Linked DNA regions of Homo sapiens: region 1 is linked to region 2. A link is an interaction called in ENCODE POLR2A ChIA-PET data of the cell type or tissue named here. Cell type or tissue: GM12878. All regions are shown on one strand.

The links. Peaks named below come from ENCODE experiments on the same cell type or tissue, not always from the same donor. Only the 100,000 strongest peaks of a DNase experiment are listed, where the experiment ranks them.
Region 1: POLR2A ChIA-PET joins it to region 2 with 5 read pairs; 5 of 35 experiments call an interaction of 5 or more read pairs at or near these places.

Annotation. Positions count from the first base shown.
Region 1 is chr3:119,942,759-119,946,758 of GRCh38, reverse strand. All of the region lies in intron 3 of GSK3B (glycogen synthase kinase 3 beta), which reads left to right. Among named protein-coding and RNA genes, the nearest start is that of MIR6529, 140 kb to the left of the region's middle. RefSeq lists an enhancer at 2,281-2,500. In GM12878, no CTCF peak of the experiment used is centred here; a DNase peak (open chromatin) is centred at 2,378; H3K4me3 peaks cover 255 bases; H3K27ac peaks cover 1,226 bases.
Region 2 is chr3:120,013,096-120,017,095 of GRCh38, reverse strand. The region is part of intron 1 of GSK3B (glycogen synthase kinase 3 beta); the gene reads left to right. Among named protein-coding and RNA genes, the nearest start is that of MIR6529, 70 kb to the left of the region's middle. In GM12878, no CTCF peak of the experiment used is centred here; no DNase peak of the experiment used is centred here.

The DNA of each region.
Region 1 (4,000 bases), 70 kb after region 2:
CTATGTCTGACCACATTGAATTCTGCGAAACCAAAGGATAAAGAAGACTTTGTGCTGTTAATAACTCCTTCCAACCTCTTTCTCTTCAGAAGACACAATAATCAATGAAGTTGGAGCAAAGAAAATAAATTTCTTCTGTTTTTCCTTGGTGTCTTTATTTTTCTGCCTGTCGCTATCCTTTCTTTCTTTTCACTGGTTTGGAGTGCATACGCAGGGCAGGTAACAAATCACTTGATTCTTTTGGCTAAATAAATATGACTTTGGATAACTTCAGTTGGTATTTTGGACTTCAGATTTCATGCATATAATATCTAATGTTCTTAGATCCATAATACTTGATTCCTAGCTCAGTGTTCTTGTTACTTTATGTAACTGTTTTTTAGTATAACAGTTTTTAGCCATTTTCTATTAAGCTTTTTTTTTACAGCAAATATTGCCTGACAACATTTTCTATTAAACTTTATTTAGATTATTTCCATAGAAAGTCTTTTTACATTACAGTGCCTATTATATAGGAAGATGTCAATGTATTAAGCCCGAATTTTGATATAAATACCTACAGTCATATAATTGTTGTGTATATACACATGTATTACACAATACGTTTTAACAACTATAGTTAGCAAATTGGCCCTTTATTGACACTTGCTTTTCAGTTGCTTTTTTTTTTTTTCAGTTTAAATGATACCTCTGGTTTACTAGGGATTGTGAACCCTCATAAGTATTAGAGCTTTTTAAAACCTACCAAATGGCCTGTTATTATCTTTATTCTGATCTGTTTTGGCATGTGTTTGCTTTTTCCTGTCTCTTCCTAAGTAAAATTGTACAGCCTCTGTTAGGTTCACAAGTACACTCTTTGTAATGAAATTTTGCATCTTCATTTTGTTGTTGTTGTTGTTGTTACTAGATACATCATGATACTCCTGGGTAAGAATTATTTGTTCCATAAACTGCTGGATTACAATAGATTCATTTGAAAAAAGGCCTCCTCCCAGAGTTCTTAAACATTTTCTCTTTGATTACTTACTTTAATGTATATAGCATTCCTTATATGCTAGGCACTGTTTTAATGCTTTATAAATATTAACTCATTTAACTCTTAAGAAGTTGAAGAGCAGAAAAGAAAGACTATCAAACCGTTTGAATGCAAGGCATCTGATGGCTTACTTGTCTGGTTTTGGTTTGGTGGAAAGCTCCTGTCATAGTCAGCTCTTGCCCTGACTTAATCCTGCATTGGGGGTGACAACTGACTGCCTCTTATCTGTATGCCCCAGAGGATAATTTCCTCTCTGCTGCTGTTCTCAGTTTCTTACTTATCTTAAAGGTTCTTACAGATAAAGAGCAATTAGAAGTCATTAACAGAGATTAACCTCTATTATAAAAAGTAATAGACCTAATATTTTCTTTATGTCAGAACTTTCTCTTGAGCTTTGTAAATTTTCCAAAAATTTTTTTAAAAAAAGATACCTCCTAATTTTGGGATAGCTTCATTAAAAACAAAAAGGAAGAAGAGAAGAAAAGTTGTGATATATTGCTGAAAATAATGGTCCTTCTTTGTCAATAAAGGAAATTTTTCTAAGATGTGCAGAAATACATAGGTTCAAGACTTCCCGTAATCTCCCAGCCACCAAAGAGAGAATTTCTTTTTGCCCCATTCATGATCTCCACTTCTGAATTGTTCTGGCAGGACTAAGATATCCTTCAGGAGATCAAGTAGTAAACTATTTCTTCCCATAGGAGAAGATGGATTCTTTTCTAGGGTTGAGTGCTCAGGTTAGTTATTTTCAGTTCTGACTTTCTTGGAATAGGTTACTGAGAGTATCCACTGCTGTTTAGAAAGGAACCTAAATGTCTGTGAAATTCTTGCAAATCCTTGAAGATGATTTATCTTGGAATGTGGCAGTCCTATATTTGGTAGGCATTTTTCTAGCAGAAGCATTATGTATTGCTTATGTATATTATATATGAGAAGAGTTTTGGAGGAGGAAATAATAAATTAATCATTTGAGATGCTTATGACACATGCAAGTAGAGATTCCCAGTAGATGGATAGATGTGTGACTTCGTAGATGGTGGTGGTGGCTCTAGGTGGAGAAGTGACATTGACAAAGTAGGATAAAGAGGGCGTGTAGCCATGTGGAGCTTGGTGGGGAGGAGACATGGAGTGCTGTTTGAGGCCAGGACAGTGAAAAATCAGCGGTTTGGCAATATTTATTGCCTTCTTTTTCTAGAATTTGTCAGGAGGTGACCAGTCTTCATTTGAAAGAACTGCAAGGAAACCAGTGCCTTTAGGTGAGATTCAGGTTTTCTCTAGAGCAAAACGGTAAAAAGAACCCTGCATGAAGAAATTGAGGTCATTAGAAATTTTCTTCTTGAGGTTTCAGTTTTCTTTTTGAGGTTTCTTTTGACGTTTAGGTGAGATCCAGGTTTTCTCTAGGGTAAGACAGTAAAAAGAAACCCTCCATGAAGAGATTGAGGTTATTAGAAATTTTCTTTTTGAGGTTTTTGAGAGAATGTTATGGGAGGGAGATCAGTGATAAGAACATGAGCCTACAGGAAGTTTGAGGAGGCAATTAGGGAGATTAGTTGAGGACATTGTGAAGATGAGAAAGAATAACTCATTGTTTCAGGATTAGAGAGATTAAAGGCTTGGTTAGGTTCTAGAATAGATGACTTAAAATGCATTTGGGAATTTAAAAAAATTCTCTCATTCTCTATAACATCTCTGACTTTCTTTCCCTCTTTTTTTTCTATCAGTCTCTTTCTCTAGCCCTTTTTTCGCCTTTGTCTTTAGTCTTCACCTTTCTGGATTCCTCAACCTTTCACTGTAGGCTCCAAGTCTCTATCTTTCTGTCTCTGGGCTTTTGTCCCCCCTCTCTTGGTCTGTGTCACCCCCTTTTTGGATTTCTTTTCCCTCCATATAACTCTTTCTCTTTTCTCTGTCTCTTTCTTTCTTGTCTCTCTCTTCTCCCCCACACCCTTTTTCTCTCTGTCTCTCTCCCTCTCTTATTTCCTTTTTATGGGTCTCCATCAACCTCTTTCTCTGGGTTTCTATACCTGTCTTTCAATGGGATTTTACCCATCCCACTCTCTTTCTGATTGCTTCTAAATCTGTATATGGGTTCTCATCTGTCTTAAATCTTCTTCGTTGTCTCTCTTAGTGTCTCTTCTCTCTGGGCCTCTATTACTCCCTTTTTGGAAAATGTTAAGGAAAACAACTAAATTATTCACTACTACTGTCCTGACCTTTGACTTCAGTTCTGTGTATCTTATTCCATACGTACATGTTTATATAGGTATATGCATAATTATTTATGATCTCATAAAGATTTTTTTCTCTTGCCTCATAATATGTATAGGCATTTTGGTTATCTAATATTCCATTGTTATACTATATAATATTTTATCTATTCCCACATTGTTATTTTTAATTTTAGAATTGTAGCTAAGCTACCCTGTGGCCTTGTCATAATTTCTGTCTGTAAGTACTTTTGCAGCTCTGGGAGAATTAAAGTAGGATTTCTGTAATAACAGGCATGTTTTACATTTCATTGACCACAGTTTGACTGAATGATATGTCTATTTTGGTAACCTTCTTTTTATTGTATTCTGCCTTTTGCATTTTAAAGACTTTCTTTAGGGATAGTGGATAATCAGCTTTTATCCTGTAACAGGGGAAAGGGGTAGCCAATGTAACTAGAAGAAAGAGGAATTAAGTTAGGACAGAGATTAGAGATGTGTACTAATTAGCCTTAGTTTTCTGGTTGGAATTATTAATGTTTGCTGTAGTAACTAGAGCATCATGTAGTCAATTCGTATACTCTATGTTACCCAGTAGTAACTAACTATGATTTAGTTTAGAGTAAGTAGTACCTCCTCTCTTACCTTCCCATTAGAGAAAAATGAGATATTTGAGTGTTTTGAAACCCTGGGCTTATAGTTTTGTGAGTTGCAAGTATCTTACAGAATAGTCTTTCTCTTTTTTTAATATTTGGCAGTA
Region 2 (4,000 bases):
AATTGGGCAGCTTGTAAATCAAACGGATAAGCGTGTTTTTAAGAGTTAAAAATTCTAATGTAAATTCCTAAAAGCCAAAGATTTTTATGCACATGCTGTAAGCCTTTTAGACGTGTATGGAAAATAAACCTGTTTCTAAATTACGTCTTGAAATTATTTCAAGTGAGGAGTTAAGACCAAGTGAAATATTTATTCACTTTGGGTTTGGTTTGATTTTATTCCAGTTCAGTGAAGTTAGAGAAAAGGAAAATACACTTGATTCCAGTTTATGGCTTACAAGTAAAATAATATTTAAGTTCAGACTGTTGAAAATTAGCATGTTTCTGATTTTAGGTTTATTGTTTGGTTTAAAGTAAAATTTGGTTTTGAGGTAAAACCAAGAAGATAAAAAATTGAGTCAATTAAAATTGGCTCAGAAGAAGTATGGATATTTCAAAGAAAAAATTGGAGTGGCTAATAGATATTGGCCTCAGCACCTTTTGTAAGATATTTGGAGTTTTAGGTTTTGCTGAACACAAAAAGTTGGTTTCAGGGCCTAAATACCCATCTCTTATATTTATGACATGGTCCTTAGCAAAGTAATGTAGTAGGACACGAGTTTTTCAGTAAATGGACAGGTCTGAATCCTGTGGATATGAGTTGTTGAAGGGATTACTTTGAGCAAATTATCAAATCTTTTTGAACACCGTAAATTTTCCCATTTGTTAAAATGAGTGTTCTGAGTATGTCACAGGCTTTTTGTAGGAATTAAATGGTATATTGTGGCTCTTCAAGTGTGGTAGCTGGACCTGCATTAAGAAGCATTTGAGGTGCTTATTAAAAATACAGTTTCTGGAGCCCCACTTCAGAGCTACTGACCTTTTGGGGGATATATTCTAGGGTCTTCATTTTAGTAAACTCCCAGGTGATTCTTATGCCCACTGTGAGTGGTGCTTGCAAACTGTAAACAGTTCTCAAGGAATATGCTTACATAAATTGAACTTAAGATCTCAGTTTTGTCTCCTGTCCAGTTTTTGCCAATTGCTGCATATTGATGCTCTAAAGAAACCAGAATTATTTGGAAAAGGGTTAGGAACAGAGTAAATTTCCCACCCATACCTAAATACACATGTGGGACATTGAGTCATTTGTTTTGGCTGCTTGTTGTCACCATGTTTTCAGTAAGCCCTCCATTCTGTTTTACTACTTGTAAGGCTTTTCTATATATCTTCTCCCCAGGAATTTATATCTGACCAATGGCAAGCATAGGAAGACACAAAAGCACTACTTAGGTTTAACATGAATTAGTCAGTTCTCAAATCCTAACAATTCTGCTTGAATAATTCTTACAAAGTCTGTGGCAAACCTTTGCTGAGCATTTGCATTGTGCTGAACCTAGTGCACATGGGAAATGTAAATGATTCCAATAATGTCTAGTTTTTTTTTTTTTTTTTTTTTTTTTTTTTTGAGACAGAGTCTCACCCTGTCTCCCAGGCTGGAGTGCAATGGCGTGATCTTGGCTTATTGCAACCTCCACCTCCTGGGTTCAAGCGATTCTCTTGCCTCAGCCTCCCGAGTAGCTGGGATTACAGGCGTGCGCCACCATGCCCAGTTAATTTTTTGTATCTTTGGTAGAGATGGGGTTTCACCATGTTGGCCAGGCTGGTCTCGAACTCCTGACCTCATGATCCACCCGCCTCGGCCTCCCAGAGTGCTGGGATTACAGGCGTGAGCCACTGCGCCTGGCCAATGTCTAGTTTTTCTAAGAGCTCTTAGTGAAGTAAGGGGTTCAGACTTTTAATTATAGGGCATTGTGATAAGTACCGTGATAGGGCACATGTGAGTGGTAAAAGAGCATAGTGGAGCAGAATAATATATTCTTTCCTATTTCCACTGCTAATAATTTGAAGTTCAAAGAAACTGTAATTTATTGAGCACCCACTAAGTGGCATGCATTTAAAAAACAACAACTGTGTAACCTGTGCTATTCAAGTGTCACAACCCTAAGTAGCAGCTATTTCCATTTTATAGATATTAAGTAGGTTGAACTTGTGATATAAACCTTTGTATGACTTCAAAGCCCATATTCTTTTCATTAGGCCTCTAAGGACAAAATTTGATTTTTTTCTTTTTAAAGAAGGGGATGTTATGATTCTTCAGAATTGATATCTGTTAATTTCAGTAGCATGATGTCTTCCTGTGATTGAAAAGAACTCTGGAGTCTTTCTGTCATCTCTTGTCCTCTGCCACCCTATGTTTTCCTTTTCATTTCTAAAAGTGATAAACAAGTAAACATCTCCGGAAGCCAGCCTATGTGACATCTGTCCATTTTGTTTTCTCTGCCTCTCCTTTTATTTACTCTTCCTATCCCCAAAGGAAATTTAGTAATTGTTTTTTTTGTTTTTTCTAATCTCTTAGGTTAGAATCATGTGAAGATGAATGGTATCTAAGGGAAAAGACCTTGTTAGAAAGATTTTTATCACATGAAGTTTACATAGAAATTGCCCTGGAATTTTTATCCTGCTGTTGATCATTAGGGTTGATTTGATTGATTCAACTGCTTGGTTGATATTTCCTTTCTTTCTTCATAGTTTCATTTGTTCCAACATATATAAGCAGTTGTGCACTCTGGCTAGAGCTTCCGCATCATAAATAAAGCCCCTATTTTAATCACAAGAATAAGTTCATTTTTGAATTTTCTAACTCTGATCCCATGGGGCTCAGTTTTCTACTTTTTATTCCCTTTGCTAATTAATTTTTATGTTGTTTTCTTGTTTCTAGCAGTTTGTTTATTTTGGGGAGAACATCTTTGCTTTTTAAAATTAAATTTATTTTATTTAAAAATAAATAGAGACAAAGTTTCACTATGGTGCCTGCCATGGCCTCCCAAAGTGCTGGGATTGCAGATGTGAGCCACTGTGTCTAGCCCAACATCTTTGTTGTTGTTGTTGTTTGTTTTGTTTTTGCTTTTTTTTTTTTTTTTTGACAGAGTCTCACTCTGTCTCCCAGGCTGGAGTGCAGTGGCATGATCTTGGCTCACTGCAACCTCCGCCTCCCGGGTTCAAGCAATTCTCTTGCCTCAGCCTTCCAAGTAGCTTTTTGTACTTTTAGTAGAGACGGGGTTTCGCCATGTTGGCCAGGCTGGTCTCGAACTCCTGACCTCAGGTGATCCACTCACCTTGGCCTCCCAAAGTGCTGGAATTATAGGCTTGAGCCACTGCGCCCGGCCAACATCTTTGTTTTAATAGTTTTTTTTTTTTTTTTAAACGTGGTTTCTTTGGATAAAGAGTTGAACTTCAACTTAACCTGAAAAATTTACAGTGGCCAGAGTTTCCTCTTCTGACAGTCTTATGTAAACATCCTTTAAAAATAGCTGTGTGTTATTTCTCTACATGATAGAGAAATAATTGGCAGTGCCTTTCCCTCTGCTAATACTATTGTTAGACAGAAAATGTCATGAAAATGCTTTGTATCTTCTGTGTATTCATGGGCGGTGTGCTGATTTCTCTAGGCTTTTGTTGCAGACTTTTAATTTTCTGTTATTTCTACGTGGAGACTTCATTCTTGAGGTGAAGGAAAATTTTTATAGAGGCAGTCATTGCAGACTTAACTCTCCACAGCAAGGTCACCAGAGTATTTATTAGACTGTGGCATGACTTTTCTCAGTTTGTAGTACACCTTATTCATATTCTCTAAAAGCACCTCAGTTACAAAGTGTCTCAGTTGTTGCTTTTTCTCAGCACTGGATTTTAAGAACTAGTCTCCTTAAAACAAGAAACATCAAATTAAATGCCTTTGTTAAATGAACAAAGTATGTTCAGCTTTGAGATTTATCATTTGAATAAAATTAGAGTGTCAGTGCCAGACACCTACCTACGAAATATTTAAACATCCTTGAAGTGGACTTTTGGCTTTTGGATACTCCCTCCATACCTTGGATGGGTCCATGTCACCGTATTCATCGTGGAGTGGATTGGTCTGAGGAGTGACTTGAGAAGACTTCAAAAAATATGACTACAAA